Linked DNA regions of Mus musculus: region 1 is linked to region 2. A link is a loop called in an ENCODE intact Hi-C map of the cell type or tissue named here. Cell type or tissue: left cerebral cortex. All regions are shown on one strand. Links, peaks and the distances in the headings refer to the core of each region. The heading gives the core; the rest is flanking DNA. Region 1 overlaps Phf20 (PHD finger protein 20). Region 2 holds the start of Rbm39 (RNA binding motif protein 39).

Evidence for each region. A loop is a pair of places that touch in the nucleus more often than their neighbours do. Peaks named below come from ENCODE experiments on the same cell type or tissue, not always from the same donor. Only the 100,000 strongest peaks of a DNase experiment are listed, where the experiment ranks them.
Region 1: a loop joins it to region 2, with 2.1 times the contacts of the local background. A loop is called at or near these places in 9 of 42 quality-filtered maps.

Annotation. Positions count from the first base shown.
Region 1 is chr2:156,252,985-156,261,321 of GRCm38, forward strand. Phf20 (PHD finger protein 20) reads left to right here. Exons shown (of 18, transcript NM_172674.2): 4 at 1,242-1,326. Among named protein-coding and RNA genes, the nearest start is that of Cnbd2, 55 kb to the right of the region's middle. In left cerebral cortex, for the core only: no CTCF peak of the experiment used is centred there; a DNase peak (open chromatin) is centred at 4,277; H3K27ac peaks cover 1,843 bases.
Region 2 is chr2:156,177,233-156,185,562 of GRCm38, forward strand. It overlaps Rbm39 (RNA binding motif protein 39), which reads right to left and starts at 3,006. Exons shown (of 17, transcript NM_001291114.1): 1 at 2,655-3,006; 2 at 1,945-2,008; 3 at 104-153. The coding sequence starts at 1,995. In left cerebral cortex, for the core only: CTCF peaks have their summits at 2,317, 3,206 and 6,535 (motif pointing right); DNase peaks (open chromatin) are centred at 574, 2,378, 3,098 and 4,156; H3K4me3 peaks cover 4,275 bases; H3K27ac peaks cover 2,188 bases.

The DNA.
Region 1 (8,337 bases), core at 147-8,146, 76 kb after region 2:
CTCTGGCTGGCCTTTCTGTTTTGCCTTCTTTCCCTTCCAGTTTAGGGTTGTTCAGTACTGTTCCGTTTGATCATTCTGTGGTCATCTGTAGTCTTTGAATGTACACTGTGCTGAGAGAACAGCATGACACTGTGCACCAGTGCCTCCCTTGGTCAGGGACCAGGCAGCAGTGTGGGTGGTATGAAATGCCCTGACGCTGCTTCCCTGAAGATAAGGAGCCTCATTTCTTCCAGCTCCTAAACTAGGTGTGTTCTCTGTGGCCCAGGACTCTTAGATTCCCTTTCGTTATGAATACTGGATAGCAGAAGATTGTCTCAATGTTGTCCTGTGCCTACCTAGACCTCCCCGTCATAGGGCCTGGACTCTTAGATCTTAGCCGTGTTTGTTTGTTTTTGGTTGTTTGACACAGGGTCTCATTATGTAGAGCAGGTTACTCCTGAACTCACTGAGATCCTCCTGCTTCTGTTTTCTGAATGTTGGGATTAAAGATGTGTATAATCATTTTTAGATTGATTTCTTTACTGTTATTTGAATGGGTGTTTTGCCTGCGTATATGTATTTGGTACTTTTGGAGGTCAGAGAGGGCATCAAGTCTCGTGTAACTGTTATAGAGCCACCATGTGGGTGCTGGGAACTGAACTCAGGTCCTATGCAAGAGAAGTGAGTGCTCTTAACTCCTGAGCCAACTCTCTAGCCCTAACCTTATTTTTTGGTTCCTTATGCTGAACATTGGAATCATCTTGCATCTTAATGGCCCATTCTAGTCTACTCTCTTGGTCTGCTTTTATTTTGTGTGTGTGTGTGTGTGTGTGTGTGTGTGTGTGTGTGTGTGTGTGTGTGTGTGTGTGTGCGTGCGTGTATGCATGTACTTATGCCACAACACAGGTTTTAGCTGACAGAGGAAAACGTGCAAGAGCTGTTGTCCCTTGTTATATTTGTAGTATGTGTGTCCTGGGGATAGAATTCATGTGTGAGCAGTACTCACCTACAACTGCTGAGCCATCTTGACAGCCCTTTATTTATTTTTGAAGAAGAATCTTTTTGTGTGGCTAAGACTGACTCAAACTCCGATGGTTTTGCCTCAGTGATGCTCGTGCTAGGGTTGCCGAGTCTCAGCATTGCACAGCCCTCCCTTACTGCTCACGTGCATCCCTGCTGCTTTACCAATTGTGCTGTAATGTGCTCCCTAGGAGATTCAGTCGGAAACTGGACGTTTATTTTATTTTATTTTTTTTTTATAGGAATTTCAAATAAACCAGCAAGTGCTTGCTTGCTGGTCTGACTGTCGATTTTATCCAGCCAGAGTCACTGCTGTGAACAAGGATGGTAAGGTGTTCAGTTGTGGATGTTTTTGCTTCTGCTGTAGGGGAACTTTTATAGTTTGAGTACCTAATAATGTATCAGGATTTGTTACCTAGCAATATTTTTTCAGCTGGTACTAGGCATATGTCTGGCACTAGGAAGAGATTCTAAATGGAAAGAAAGCTGGATATGAGGGAGGGATTTCTTATAGGTTCACTCTCCTACTTTAAAAAGAAAGAAAGAGAAAGAAAGAGAGGGAGGAGATTCATTCTTTGCTACTAAATTTCAACCAAGCACCATGGATTCTGCTGAGAGGTCTGTGGGTTCTTTTTCTCTAGAACCCTGATATTTTGGTGATAAATACCATTCATTGTTTATTTTATTTATTTGTGAACAACTTACAAATTAATTAAATATCACCAAACATTTGAACATATGCTCTGTGGATACAAGGTGACTAGGATAGAACCTGAGACACAGAGATGGGAACCCTGAGTGTGGCTGCCTAGCAGTTCTGAACATGTGGGAAGACAGGGCCAGGAATTTAATTTTAAAAAGATGCAATTTTTTGAGTATAAGGGAGTGGTATGGGAAGTGGTTTGTATGATCAGAAGAGACTCTGTGTCCACACGAAGTGTTTCCTTAGCATATTCTAGCAGGATGTCTGCGTGTGTGGCCCTGATCTCCGGAGTGAATGTTTTGGGCAGTCAGAGGCCCATTGTGTCAGGTCAAGGGGTTGAGGATGTAGCTGGTGATAGAGCACTGGCCTGGCATGCATGGGGTCCTGAACCAATCCCGAGCACTGCAAATCAAAAGAAAACAAAACCAACAATGACCAACCCTGGCCGTTTTGTTGTTATTGTTGTGGGGTTTTGGTCTTTTTGACTTTTTTTTTTTTTTTGAGACAGAATCTCACTATGAACCCTTGGCTGTTATAGAACTCAGTGGGATCCTGTTTGTTTCTGCCTCCTGTGCTGGGGTTAAAGTCCTGCATACCAAGGCCTGGCACACAGTGGTTTTCCATCCCATGAAGTTGTTCAGCGGTTTATTCAGTACTCTGTCAAGTGTTGGGATGATTACATTTTGTCTGGGAATCGTTAACATTGTCTAGAGAAACCTCCAAAGTGATGTTCCGTCTTGTGAGCTAACTAAACAATTACTGATTTCCAGTTCACGTGAAGTGCATTTGGATAGTCCCATCTTTCACTAAATTATGTCTTATATATAATATATATATGTTATATACTCCAAAATTACATCTCTAATTAGTGTTTCTCACATATATCTTATGAAGAGCTTGTTTTGGGGACACTGCAAGTCCTCTTTGAACTAGAAATAGTTGGCTCAAGGGAGGTCTGCTTCTCCAGAGTCTCATTCTCAAGGTGGTCTTTCTTCCTTTACTGGCTTTTGTAGCCAAGTGTTCATTCGGTTCATAAAGGGCCTATAGCTACAGGGCGATCAAGTCATGTTCTTTCTTCCAATAAGATTTACTGGAGGTATTCTTTTGGGGAGCACCAGCCTTTCTGCTAGGATGAAATTTTGGGGGAGTTCTATGAGTCACTTTTGAAGTAACAGTAGTTTGCAGAGGCCATCTTTTGTTCTAGTGCTGGCCAAGTTCACAGGAGGTAGGACTGGAATAGAGTGACTGGGACCAGATACACAAAGGCAAGCAGGGGCAGATGGAGGAAGAGGATTCCAGGAGCTTTGTGGGGAGCAAGTGATCTCTTAGAAAAGTAGAGGGTGGCTTCATAGAGGTCACAGAAGTCTTAGAAACTGACATTTTACATGTAGTGTTTACAGAGCTCTGAGCTTGGCATCATGACAGCAACCAGAAGACCTAGTAAGGCAGAAAGAAGCCAGTGTACAGTGTACATTGGGGATGGAGGACACAGTGCAAGAGCAGGACGGACCAGACAAATCCTAATAAGGGGAAGGGGTGGGTGTGGGGTGGATGTGAAATACGTTTGAAGTCATTAAGGAATGAACACCATTGCGTATATTATTGGCTGTAGTTAATTAGCAGTTTTAAACAGCTTTTAAGTTGGGGCAACTGCAGTTGGACATGGTGGCACATGCCTTGGGAGGCTAAACTAGAACTAGGTAATCCCAAGTTTGCAATCAGCTCTGGGCTACATACTGAGTTAGAGGCCACTGGGCTACACAGTGAGACTGTCTCAGGAAAAAACCAAATACAATGAATCAAACAATAATAAAAAACTGGAGTAGCTTTGCAAATTAAAAGGCCAAGTCCTTTCAGTGGTTTTCTCATGAGCTAGGTTCTAGGAAGGAGAGTCTTGAGGCCATGGGCTCATGAGGTGGTCATTGGCCACCTGGTGATGGGTTCTATAGTTCTGACTTAATTCCAGCTGCTTCATTTACTTTGTTGAAGGACATGGGGACTGAGTGAGGTTTCTGCTGAGGCCTGTCTATATTGTGCTAAACGCCTTGGTGGTTCTTGAGACTGATCGATTGGAAGGAGGGTGAGAGGATATAGAGTGAGCTAAATCCTAAAGTGGGAGGCTGTTGAAGCATTCTGGGAAAGTTATGGAAGTGAAGCCAGTGATTTCTTTTCTCTGAGCAGTGTCACCCTGTCCACTAGTTCTTAGGTGCTGTCTTTGTGGGCTTGGTTGCTAACTATAGTGCTCGACTGGTTTTGTTCTGAGACAAATTTGCCTCTGGAACCTGTAGTTCTGCCTCAGCCTCATCTGGATTCCAGGCATATGCCATCTTGCCCCACCCCTCTTTCTCTCCCTTTGCTCCTTGTTCACTTTGTTTTCAGTTCTGGGTGTTAAATAAATTCAAGGCTTCATTTGTGTGAGGACAGCATCCTACCTCAAAGCTAGATTCCAAGCTCTTGACTTTCTTTTCCTTCCTATCCTGGATTTCTCTCCCTACCTCAGTTGGTTTTCTCAGTAGTCACGAGGGACCTGTGAGGGGGAGGGGGAGCTCTGCTGGCAGGAAGCCTTTCATTTCCTCTGAGCTAGGCCATCTAGTCCAAGCTGCTAGGAGACAGCGGAACCCAGGGAAAACCAGCTTGTGTATTCATCTTCTGCTCAATTTTCTTACTGCTCTTAACTTCCTTGGGGGTTTTCCTGAGGCTGAGCAGGCTGTGGGGAGTGTGGACAGAGTGGGGGAACAGCAGCTACTGTCATGGTGGGTTTGGCATGATTAGTCAGCCCTAAATAACTCAAGAGTTTCTTAGGGAAATCAGTTAATTGGTGGAAAAGAGACAGAGCAGTACTTGCCATTGATAATGAATCTTTGGGGGTGGTTTGTTTGAGGTAGAGTCCTGTAGCCAGGCAGATTTTGAACTGTGTGGTTGAGGGTGCCCTTGGCTGGTTAGTGATCCTACTGCCTCTACCTCCAGAGTGCTGAGACTATAAAATCCTTACACCCACATGGTTTTTGTTTTGTTTTTGAATTAGGATCTCACTTCAAACTCCTGGCTAGCCTGATCTCACTATGCAGTCAAGGCTGGCCTTGAGCTCATAGCAATCCTCTCCCACCAAGTGCTAAGATTACAAATTTGGGCCATCATGCCCAGCTTTTATTGTTTTTTAGTGTGAAGCAGCCATAATTGGAAGCTATGTTATACCCCCAGCTCTAGCTTTTATAGGAATGATAGGATTCTGGGTTCGGTGCGTGTGTGTGTGTGTGTGTGTGTGTGTGGTCATCTTTGGTGAGTTGACCTTGGCCTTATTTGTCAGGGGCTGTTTGACTCCTCTTTGCAACTTTTTTTTTTTCCTTGAGAGAGTCTGGCTGAGGCTGACCTTGAGTTTTTGGACTTACCTGCTCCTTCTGCCTCAGACCTCCTAGGAGTTGGCTTACCAGCATGGACTGTCATGCCCAGAGCCTCATGACCTTCACTCCGTGGAGCACTACTGTTCACAAGGCTTTCTCCTTGAAGAAACTGCAAGTGGCTAGCATTAGCAACAAGATAGGTTCCTTCCTGTTGCTCTTACATTGCCCAAACTGGTCTGAGACAACTCTATAGACCAGGCTGGCTTTGAATTTGCAACAGTTCTTGTGTTGGTGCTTCCTCCATGATGGGGTTAAGGGTGAGTGCACTCGGCAAGTCTCCCCCCTAATTAGATGGGAGTTTCTAGGTCGTGTGCTCCCCTTTCCTCCAGTTCAGTCTATTTTGGGCCTGTGCCGGGAGCTTGTGTTTACCACAGGAAATGCTGTGGAAATGGTCTTCCCAGGTCTCTGCAGAAGCGGATCTTTTTTATATCTTCTTTCTGCTGTAACTGAGCTACATGTGGAGTATGGGGAGGTTAGTACCTTGTGAGCAGATTTGCACGAAGGGAAATGAAAGGAAGATAGGCGCACGCGTGCAGGATCTGACTTCTTTCAGGGTGACTCACTTGCTGAGTGGTAATTATTAGAGCCACTTACTGATCTGCTTTTCTATGACAGACTCTATGCTAACTAAGTGGTTTCCATACTCTGTTGCTCTTAAGACTGGGTCTTACTGTGTAGCCTGGGCTGAGCTGCTCATGCTTTCCTGGCCTCTTCCTCCCCAGTGCTGGTTTGTGCCACTAGACCTGGCTGAATTTGCACATCTCATCTCACTGTCACCTGAAGGGAGAAAGGTTCTTGGCATCAAACTCATCCTTGTTTTATAGGTGAGAAAGTAAGCTCACAGGAAAGTGTGAACACGAATAAAGACAACGAGCACAGAGCTAAGGGTTGAGGTCTGCAGGGCTCTAGAGTTCTGGGATGGCATCTCCTGTAGTTCACATATGCCTATCCAGAGCATCCCAACGGGGTCTTCCTGAAAGGTAACAAGTTGTCCAGTATGCCTGGGTATTCACTGATCTCTTGCCAGGGGAGATGGCAAGTGTACTTTTTTTTTTTTTTTTTTTTGTTTTGTTTGTTTGTTTGTTTGTTTTTCGAGACAGGGTTTCTCTGTATAGCCCTGGCTGTCCTGGAACTCACTTTGTAGACCAGGCTGGCCTCGAACTCAGAAATCCGCCTGCCTCTGCCTCTGCCTCCCGAAGCGCTGGGATTAAAGGCGTGCGCCACCACGCCGGCGTTTGTTTTGAATCTTGTTATGTAACTAGCTAGCTCTGGTTAGCTTGAGTTCTAGGTATACCGGCCATAGAGAAGACAAGCTTGTAGAGTGCCTGTAGTTGGGCTCTCATGCTCCTCCCTTCTGCATTCTGACTGCTCCCAAGGTTATCCGATGTGCTGAGTTCTTAGCCTCAGAGGGCAAGGCTTCCTTTGTTTGACTTGGCACTGAAGCGGGCAGGGGGCTAAACTAACTAAGGTAGGTAGACTTTCTGTCAGGCTAGACTAAGCTTTTCCCTTTTGTCATTAGGGGTGGACCTCAGCCTTGTGCTGTACCACAGAGCTACAGCCTCAGCCAAGAAGTATTTCTGTCACATATTTACATGTTACTTGTTAGATAGGATTTATGGCCAGCAGATCACTCTATTATCAACCACCTATGGACGAATTCCATTAAAAAGTGTTCTTGAAAAAATGTGTGTGTGTGTGTGTGTGCGTGTGTGTGTGTGCGCATTTGCCTGCAGAGGCTAGAAAAGGGTGTCATATTCTCTGGAACTGGAGTTCCAGGCAGTTGTGAGCCACCTGATGGGGGATGCTAGGAATCTAACTCAGACCTTCCAAAAGAGCACTGCTTGATCTTAACCATTATCCAGCCACAGAGGCAATGTTCTTACACATGCAATCTTGAAAGTAGCATTGGGCCTTCCTGCAGACGTGGGCTAGGCTCTTGGTAGGCTTCTTCCCTCAGATGTATCCCTTAGGCTGTGTTTAGTTTGAGAGCGGGGACAGGAGAGCTTATAGTCCTTTGGATGTTGAGAGGGTCAGGAGTAGGATTTGGGGCCTCCAGATCTTTGGCCTGAGCTTGGCCAGCTAGTGTTCTGGGTCTGTAGTTTGGACTTAGGTGTCAGGACGTGGACAATGAATGGGCAATAGGAAAAGAACTGGTCAGAGGTCAGCAGGCAGGTGTAGGTTTTAATTCTAACTCTCTTTTCTTTGCTTTTTAAGACACATTCTTACACAATATCCCAGGCTGGACTGGACAGGCTACTGAATGGGGCCTTATTCTTAGCTTTAATTAAGGTTGGACTCTGGCTTCTGCCGTCAAGAAGAGTTAACTTCAAAATTCATCCCAAACAGCTGAAAATGGTGCCCATTCTTCTACTGTAGAGCTTGAAACTATCTCTAAAAATGGTACTCCCGCCTTCCTCCTATCACGTTCACAGTCTGTTTCCACACGGTATCCCAGACTGATCTAGAACTCAAGGCAATCCTCCTGTCTCAGCCTCCCGAGTGTAGGTACACGTCACCATGTGTGATGACTATTTTCTTCTTTTTTTTGTTTTTTGTTTTTGTTTTTTTTGAGACAGGACTTCTCTGTGTAGCCCAGGCTGTCCTGGAACTCACTTTGTAGACCAGGCTGGCCTCGAACTCAGAAATCCACCTGCCTCTGCCTCCTTGATTAAAGGCATGAGTCACCACGCCCGGCTTGTTTGTTTTTTGTTTTTTGTTTGTTTGTTTTTGAGACAGTTTCTCTGTGTATCCCTGGCTGTCCTAGAACTCACTCTGTAGACCAGGCTGGCCTCGAATTCAGAAATCCGCCTGCCTCTGCCTCCCAAGTGCTGGGATTAAAGGCGTGCGCCACCACCGCCTTTGTATTTTCTTCTTAATGTAACTGAATTTTCTTTGTTAATGGCATAGTCTTGGGTGGCTTCCCAGCACACTATAAGTATTTAAGATCAAAGGAGAGGGCTGGAGAGATGGCTCAGCACTTAGGACTGACACCTTTTCCAGGAGACCGGATTCTGGTTTGATTCCCAGTATCTACATGGTAGGTCACAACTGCCTGTAGTTTCAGGGTCTCCAGTGCCCTCTTCTGGTCTCTGTGGACATCAAACCTGCTCATGGTACACTCACTGGTATACATGCAGACAAACACCATACATAAAATTAAACTGAATTAACAGATGCTAAAGGAGAGCTTGATCTTGATGTTGCTGTCCCTCACCTTTATCCCTGGGAAGCCAG
Region 2 (8,330 bases), core at 1-8,000:
ACTTTTACTGTGATACCGAAAGAAAACCATAGTTTGATGCTTAACCACAAGAATAGATTTCCACAAGGTTAGTTCCCCCCCCAGGTTCCTTAGTCAAACTTACTTTTTGCTACGTTCTTCATGGCCGTTAGCACTGTTCAACTTGTTCTCATCCTAAGCAAGGTTGATAGAAGAACATCATGAGGACGAAGTGGTAACATTTCAAGTTGTCAAAGGGTAAAGGGAATAGGAATAAGAAAATACAAGACAATTTTAAAACTAATTACTTATTTACTTTAACATGGAAGGCTATAAAATTTAGATGGTATACGTTTAACCACTTTGTTGCTAATAATTAAGTCATCAAGAAACAAAAATTAAAATCTTTCCACATTTAATATGTTATATTTTACTTTCTTACATTGTTTAAGTATTAAATAAGTCATCCGGAATTACAATGTTGAAGTGGTTAAAGATTTCTATGAAACATGAAGTCATTTTGAGTTTTATTCCATGTGCTATTGTCCCTTTTGTCGGTACCATGGCTCTATTTCTGCCTAAGCCCCAAGTGGCCATGCTAGCAGCCAGCCACTATCGATTTCCTGTGACCGATGCCATTCCTGAGATCTTCGCCCATTTCCGTTGGAGGGTTGGGACTGTAAGAGCTTGATGCCACCTCTGTCACACATCTCGCCCTGAAGCAAACAGGGATTCACACTGCTTTAGTAATGTTGACTCCCAAGAACCCAAGAAAAGTTAATTAATAATCCACCAGTCCAGCCTAAACATTTCCTACTTCCATACCTGTTTACATGGAATTATATCCAAGTTAAACTAAGACAAGAAACATTAAAACAGAAAGTATGGCTTCAAGAGTCTAGCATTACAAAATTACACTATTTAAAGCTATCAGAATTCATCCAAAAGGCACCACATGGTCGTGCTACACTCCAAGACAAATGTATTATTTATAAACGGTTTAAGCGCAATGTTTTTATTCCACAGTTTGAACACATCACCAATAGTAGGATCTCTAAGTTACCAGGCTTAAGGTCTGAGACACCAGTGACAATGCATGCATGCACACTGCTATTTTCACCACCAACTGGTCAAAGAATGAAGAGTGCTGACTTTTACTGTGATACCGAAATGGGTCATATTGTATTACTGGCCAAAATACTTCCTTTCTAGTTTTGAGTGTGAAAAGCTATGGCAGGGCCTAATTAAAAATAAACACTATGGAGAGCAGTAAAACAGTCATCAAGTGACTCTAAGCTGTGATACTGTCTCTTGCTTTTTTTCTTTTCTCTCTTCTGTTCTTTTTCTTGGTTTTTTTTCCTCTTTTTTGCCAATTTCTATTCAGGGATCCAAGAATCTTAATAATTATTAACTGAAAAGCAGATCAATACCTGCCTGTATTCAGGTTTACTATCACCAGTCTTATATCTATTTATATAAAATAAAATTTAAATCTCACCCATTTCTTCTTTCAAGACTTCTAAGATTTACTTGCCAGAGACTGGTTGTAATTTATTATTCTTGGACCCCTGCAGTTTTCCCAAACCACTACATTCACCTTTTTGCTATACCAAACTGGAGCTGGTAATTCTTAGTTGAGTCATTTTACCTAGGGGACCACGGTACAGCGATAAGTCACTCAATTACTACCTTATGATTGACAGTTCACACTGGAATCAAAGGTGAATTCATGGGAGTAGAGGTGAGATATCGTTAGGCAAGTCTACAAAGAGAGATAGATGGGCATTTATTCATCACGCTGAAGTGAAACTACTGCACAATATTATTACATCAATAGCATATATTTACTTTTGTAAGTTACACGTATTGCATCTCTGATAAGGTAATCAAGAGGGCTCCGGGAAGGTTAGTTTACATTTCAGCAGTAGTTTCGTGAATAATGCTAAATTAAGAAATATATTAAAGCTCACTAGCGTGTTTTCTCACCTTCTTGTAAGGGGCCTCAAGCATGGCTTCAATATCAATATCGTCTGCCATTTTCTCTACTCGCCTGGGGAAGAACAAGACAGTCCTGTAAGTACACCTGCAATTCTGCTAAATAATAAAATAAGATAAAATGTCCCCTTGATCTCCCATCCTCAAAGCCTGAGAAAACTCCTTTGAAAGCGCTACGATGGCTAAAATTGTGCGACGCCCATCAGACAAGGCTGCCTTGGGTACGCCAAGTGTCACGTTCCTTGTACCTAAGACAGGAGCAGGACTCCAGGTCGAATTTCAAAAGCCCGCCCGCGAGCGGCTAAAAGCGCCCCCAGGAAGGATGCAGCGGAGCGCTTCCTCACCGCACAAAACCCGCGCTGCCATTTTAGCGGCGGAGGGAGACTCCCTCCGCTGGGAGGGGTTGTGTACCACGGCGGCGTTCCACGGGCGCCATGTTGGGAGGTCGCGACCAGCCCCGGCCCTCGGAAGGACAGATCTTTATCTGACCGAGGTCCCCACGGAGGTCCCGGCCGCTACCAAAAAACGCCCACGACGTCCTTGCCCGAGATGAAGGGCACGGCCGAGGAGAGGTGACCCCACCGTACCGGGAAGGCCCCCTCCCCCTCTGCGCGCCGAGCAAAGCGGCGAAAAGCCTCGGCATCGCGGAGCACCCAGCTCGGGCAGGCGACCCACTCCCCGCCGGCCGCGACGCCCCGTACCTGTGCGGGCTTCCGCGCGCCTGTGCTCGCCACGGGAAGTCGGCTGCCGCCGCCGCCGCCGCTGCTGCTGTCGCTACTGTTAAGCCACTAGGCCCAGGCCGCGGTACCGCCCAACCCGAATATCGGGCCCCGAGGGCGTCTAGGCCCAAGCGAATCTAAAAGAAACAATGGGATTAAAGGAGCCCGCGACGGAGAGCAGGGCAGCGGCTTCGGCAGCTCAGGATCCACCCCTGCGACAGCGTCGGCTAGCTCCCTGAAATGGCGGCCGCTGCTCCTCCGTACTCACAGTCACCAACACATACACACACACAAACACCCGGGGTCTCCCGGAGCCGCAAGCACGGGCTCTCGCGAGAAACTGCCCCGGGTTCCAGACTGGAAAGCACGAACTATCGCGAGATCTCTCACCGCGGCTCCCGGCGACCGTGGCCCAATCTCGCGCAATGATTGCGCCACAGATGATCACAGTTTCCCTTCCCCCAATTCCGAAAGGCTTCTCGGACTCCCCCGCCAGAGCTGCACCCAAGTCTCGCGAGGGTGCGTCCTCTATCGGGCAAAGACAGTTGGTGCCCTGACTGTCAATCTTTGGGAGGATTCCTTGCTGAGTGGTGCATCGTTGCTGTCATCCTGGCTGGTGTCATCTCCTCGCTGGGTGTGAAGGTTTCCCCTCTCAGAGCCGACCCCCACCCCGGACACCCGCCCTCCCACACAGATGGCTGTCAAGGTCGCCATAAGGCAACCTATTATAATACATATGGCTGTGGGCTAAGACAGTCGTGTCCAGACCCACCAGTGGTGAAAACGCATGCAGACAAGAACGAGCTGTACACAGGGGAATGGGAATAAAAAGTACGATTTTCTTGTCGTTTGGTGTCACCAGTTAGATGTGGGCTCGATAGTGAAGCTTCGCAACACCCTTGGAAACCGGAGGCGGTGGCCGGGCTGGGAAGAAACCGCAGTGTGTAGCTTTCTAACCCCTGAATTTAGTCGGGCTCTGAATCGGGGTGGTTTGTGACTTTAAAAGGTCCCCTCACTTTTCCCTAGGATTTTGACTGTGTGAATTTACCGCTTTTGTTTAATTTTTGTTGGATTTTATTTGGTTTGCTTTTTGTGTATTTGGGAGTGGTTAATTCTGTGGTAGAGAAGCTGAGTGATCATTGGAAGGTTTTTTTTTTCTCCCACTTTTACATAATAGAAAACGTTTTGAAATAAAATATCAAACCAGTCTGGAAACCTATCAGCAGCTTAATAATTGAGGGTATAAAAGGTCCAAAATGTCACACCTTGCTTGGTGTAGCCACTCCAACAATGTGACCTTGAGCAAGTAAATTAAGCTCTCCATATATTCCGATTCCTCCTCAAGGGGGGAATATTATAATTAGTAGCAAGGATAAGCTTGACACTAGCCAAGACTGCAAATATTCACTAATTCCCAAGTTTAGCAGGGGATGTATGTCCAGGTGGACTCTCCCTGAAAGCTCGTGAGGAGTAGGAAGAGCATGTGGAATGATGACAGGAAACTTCTTGGGGCTGGCAATGTAATACAGTTGGCAGGTGACTTTTCTAGCATGCCTGGTAGAGCTTGTCTATAGTTATGCACTCAGAAAACAGAAGCAGGGGGATTTCTGTGAATTTGAGGTCAGCCTTATGAGTTCCAAAAAATTTAGCTGATCTGGCTTTCTCTCTCAGATGTGGCACACTGCATGAAATCACTGATAGTTTCCTGCTGAAAGATTAGGCTTTCCAACTTCCCTTGTGGACTACTGAAACTTCTCTGCTCCTATAAGGGGCTACAACCTGTCTTCCTCTATAGGAATGTTAACCATAGGGTGAGTGGTGACAGGGATGCCCCTTCACCCTGAATAAGCAGTGGTCTTGCCTAACTAAGGTCAGACCAAGCCCCTCTCTGTCTTCTATCTCTCTACAGGAGCCCTTAATTAATAGTCCTGTCCTGGGCTGCCAAGTCAAGGACAACGCGTGCCACACAGTAAAAGGCTATGAAAAAGGTAGAAGGGGGACTGGAGAGAAAGGAGTAAGAGCACTGATTTGATTCCCAATACTCACTGGCTGCACACAACTACATTAAGCAGATCTGGTGATGCCTTCTGGTCTCCACAGGCATCAGGTATGCAGGTGGTGCACAGACTACATGCAAGCCAAACACATGCATGTTAAATGTGTATGTGTATGTTAAACAATTTGTTCTTGAAAAGCTAGACTGGGGACTGAAGAGAGAACTCAGCAGTGAGAGGCACTGGCTGCTCTTTTAGAGAGCCAGGGTTCAATTCTCATCACCCAGTGATGGTCCACAATTGTAACTCTAATTCCAAAGGATCCTACACCTTCAAGACACAGACATACATGCAAGCAAAACGTCAATGCATATGAAATAAAAGTAAATCATTAAAATGTTAGTAATAATAAAGTTGAGACTTAGGCCAGGCATGGTGACATATGCTTTAATCCCAGCACTTGGGGACAGAGGCAGGCAGAGCTCTGGGTTGAGACCAGTCTGATCTACAGAGGGAGTTCCAAGACAGCCAGGTCTTACTCAAAAGATGGAAAAGTTATGGCTGGGTGGTGGCAGATCTCTGAGTTCAAGGATAGCTGGTCTATAGAGTTGATACAAAGCTCTAGGTTTAATATTAGCACCTACTAAAGCCAGACTCCAAGGTGCAAGCCTGGATCCAAATGTTCTAGAAATAGGAGGATCAGGAGTTCAAGGTCACCTGACTGACATACTTTGATACTAGCCTGGGCTATTGAGCTGGGTAAGACCCTGTCTCAAACAAAGGACAAAAATGAGGGTGGTAGTAGAAGAGAAATCAAGGGCCAAGGCACATGATGACTGAAAGTCCCTTAAATTGTTGTACGAAGTTCAAAGATGATGGTGGATACCTTTAGTCTCAGTGCTTGGGAGGCAGAGGCAGCCTGGTCTAAACTTCATGTTCCCGTTACAAGATGAGCTACTTAGTGAAATCCTGACTCAAAAACAAACAAAAACAAAAAACAAAAAGCCGGGCGCACACCTTTAGTCCCAGCACTCTGGAGGCAGGGACAGGCAGATTTCTGAGTTCCAGGCCAGCCTGGTCTACAGAGTGAGTTCCAGGACAGCCAGGGCTATACAGAGAAACCCTGTCTCGAAAATAAATAAATAAATAAATAAATAAATAAATAAATAAATAAATAAATAAATAAAACATTCATTCACTTTTTAGGAGAGAAGAAGTAGAGGAAATACAAAATCTCTGAACAACTGGCATATAGAAAATATCAAAAAAATATCACTTTGGGGACATGGTTCAGGGGTTAAGAGCACTGAGTTCAAATCCCAGCAACCTCATGGTAGCTTACAACCATCTGTAATGGGATCTGACACCCTCTTCTGGTGTGTCTGAAGACAGCTACAGTGTTCTCACATACATAAATAAATAATTCGTTAAAAAAAAAAACCCAAAACATCACTTTATTTTGCTTTAACTTTGGTGTGTTTTTAAATTTGTTGTTATGTATTTGGTGATTTTGGGGTTTTTTTTTATTTTATTTTGTCTTGTTTTGTTTTGTCAAGGTCTTAGTGTGCATGCCAGACATGCCTTAAAATACTGGGCAGTCTTCCTTCTTTACCCGTCTAATGCTGGGAGTATAAACACAAGCCACCTGGTGTCATCTTCTAAAATCACTTCCTCTAAAACTCGTTGGTCACCATAGTAAGCATCATTCTGAGGGGTAGAGAAGCCTGCTGGACTAGCACTTGGAAAAGCAACAATCTGAAGTTTAGGGTTTTGTTTTTTTTTTTTTTAAAGATTTATTTATTATATGTAAGTACACTGTAGCTATCTTCAGATACTCCAGAAGAGGGCTTCAGATCTTGTTACAGATGGTTGTGAGCTACCATGTGATTAACCACTGAGCCAACTCTCCAGCCCACGATCTGAAGGGTTTTTTTGTTTTGTTTTGTTTTGTTTTCTCTGTTTTTGGGTTTTTTGAGACAGGGTTTCTCTGTGTAGCCCTGGCTGTCCTGGAACTCACTTTGTAGACCAGGCTGGCCTTGAACTCAGAAATCGGCCTGCCTCTACCTACCGAGTGCTGGGATTAAAGGCCTGTGACACCACTGCCTGGTGAGAATGTTCTTTTAGTATCTCAACTTAAATACCAATTGATGTTAAAGAAATTGGAAGAGGGCTGGCAAGATGGCTCAGCGGGTAAGAACACTGACTGCTCTTCTGAAGGTCCTGAGTTCAAATCCCACCAACCCCATGGTGATTCACAACAACCCGTAATGAGATCTGATGCCCTCTTCTTGTGTGTCTGAAGTCAGCCACAATGTACTTATGTATAAAAATGAATAAACCAGCCGGGCGTGGTGGCACACGCCTTTAATTCTAGCACTCAGGAGGCAGAGGCAAGCGGATTTCTGAGTTCGAGGCCAGCCTGGTCTACAAAGTGAGTTCCAGGACAGCCAGGGCTATACAGAGAAACCCTGTCTTGAAAAATCAAAAAAAAAAAAAATAATAATAATAAATAAATAAATAAATCTTTGGGACCGGAGCAAGCAGGGCCAACCAGAGCGAGCAGAGGTCCTAAAAATTCAATTCCCAACAACCACATGAAAGTTCACAACCATCTCACATACATTAAAAAAAAAAATGGAAGAAAGACAAATGTGTCCTTAACAAAATAAAATTCCCAGCAACCACATGGTGGCTCACAACCATCTATAATGGGATCTGATGCCCTCTTTTGGAATATTTTGAAGACAGTTATAGTGTACTCATATATATATAATAAATAAATAAATCTTTTAAAATAAATAAAACAGAAGTATTCATATTATTTTATAGTCTTTGTTTCTGCAACGGGTTACATGGCTTTAGCCGGTACTTATAACTGCCTTCCTTTACAACCCATTCTGTATTTCCTCCACCCTCTGCAAGCACCTCAGCAGGTCTTGGCTCTTTTCCAGTGACCCATACCTTCTTTCCTTATAGGTCTGTGTCTTTTGTCATCCTGCTTAGATTAGGCTGTTGTAGTTTCCCATTGATTTTAATCACAGGACTTGGTAGTACTAAGAGACGCCCTAAGGGATCTCTTGCACTCCAGACATAATCCTGCTTACCTCCATTTCGAGGAGGCAATCCAATTTCCCCAAGGTAATCTGGATCTATCACCCCTCCTAACACTGTTATTCCTTTCTTAGCTGTTGGTTTAAGGGCATTAGAAGCCCAAAATACCAGGGGGAAGTCTGAGCTTCGGTTCAATGGAATGTTTGTTGTGGCTCCTGGTAGGAGCACTCCCTTCTCTGGAACCAAAATTTCTAGGCCAGCAGAACCTAGAGTTATGGGGACAAGAAACAAAAACTTTCCTAGAGGGTCACTAGAAGTAACAGTGAGTAGAACTATACCCTTCTCCACCCCTTGATTCCTGGACCCATGGATCCTGGCTATGGGAGGAACTGTATCATAAATTCAAGCAAATACTGCCTTCTGAAGAACTCTGCCCCACGTTCCATGCTGCTGCCACCTAATTGGCACTCTAACTGCATCTTTGAAACACCATTCCATCCTTCTCAGATCAGCTGCTTCAGGATGATGGGGAACATGGTAAGAGCAGTGGACTCCCTGATCGCACTTCTCTGGCTGTGAAATGAGTTCCTTGAAGCAATACTGTGTGGAATAC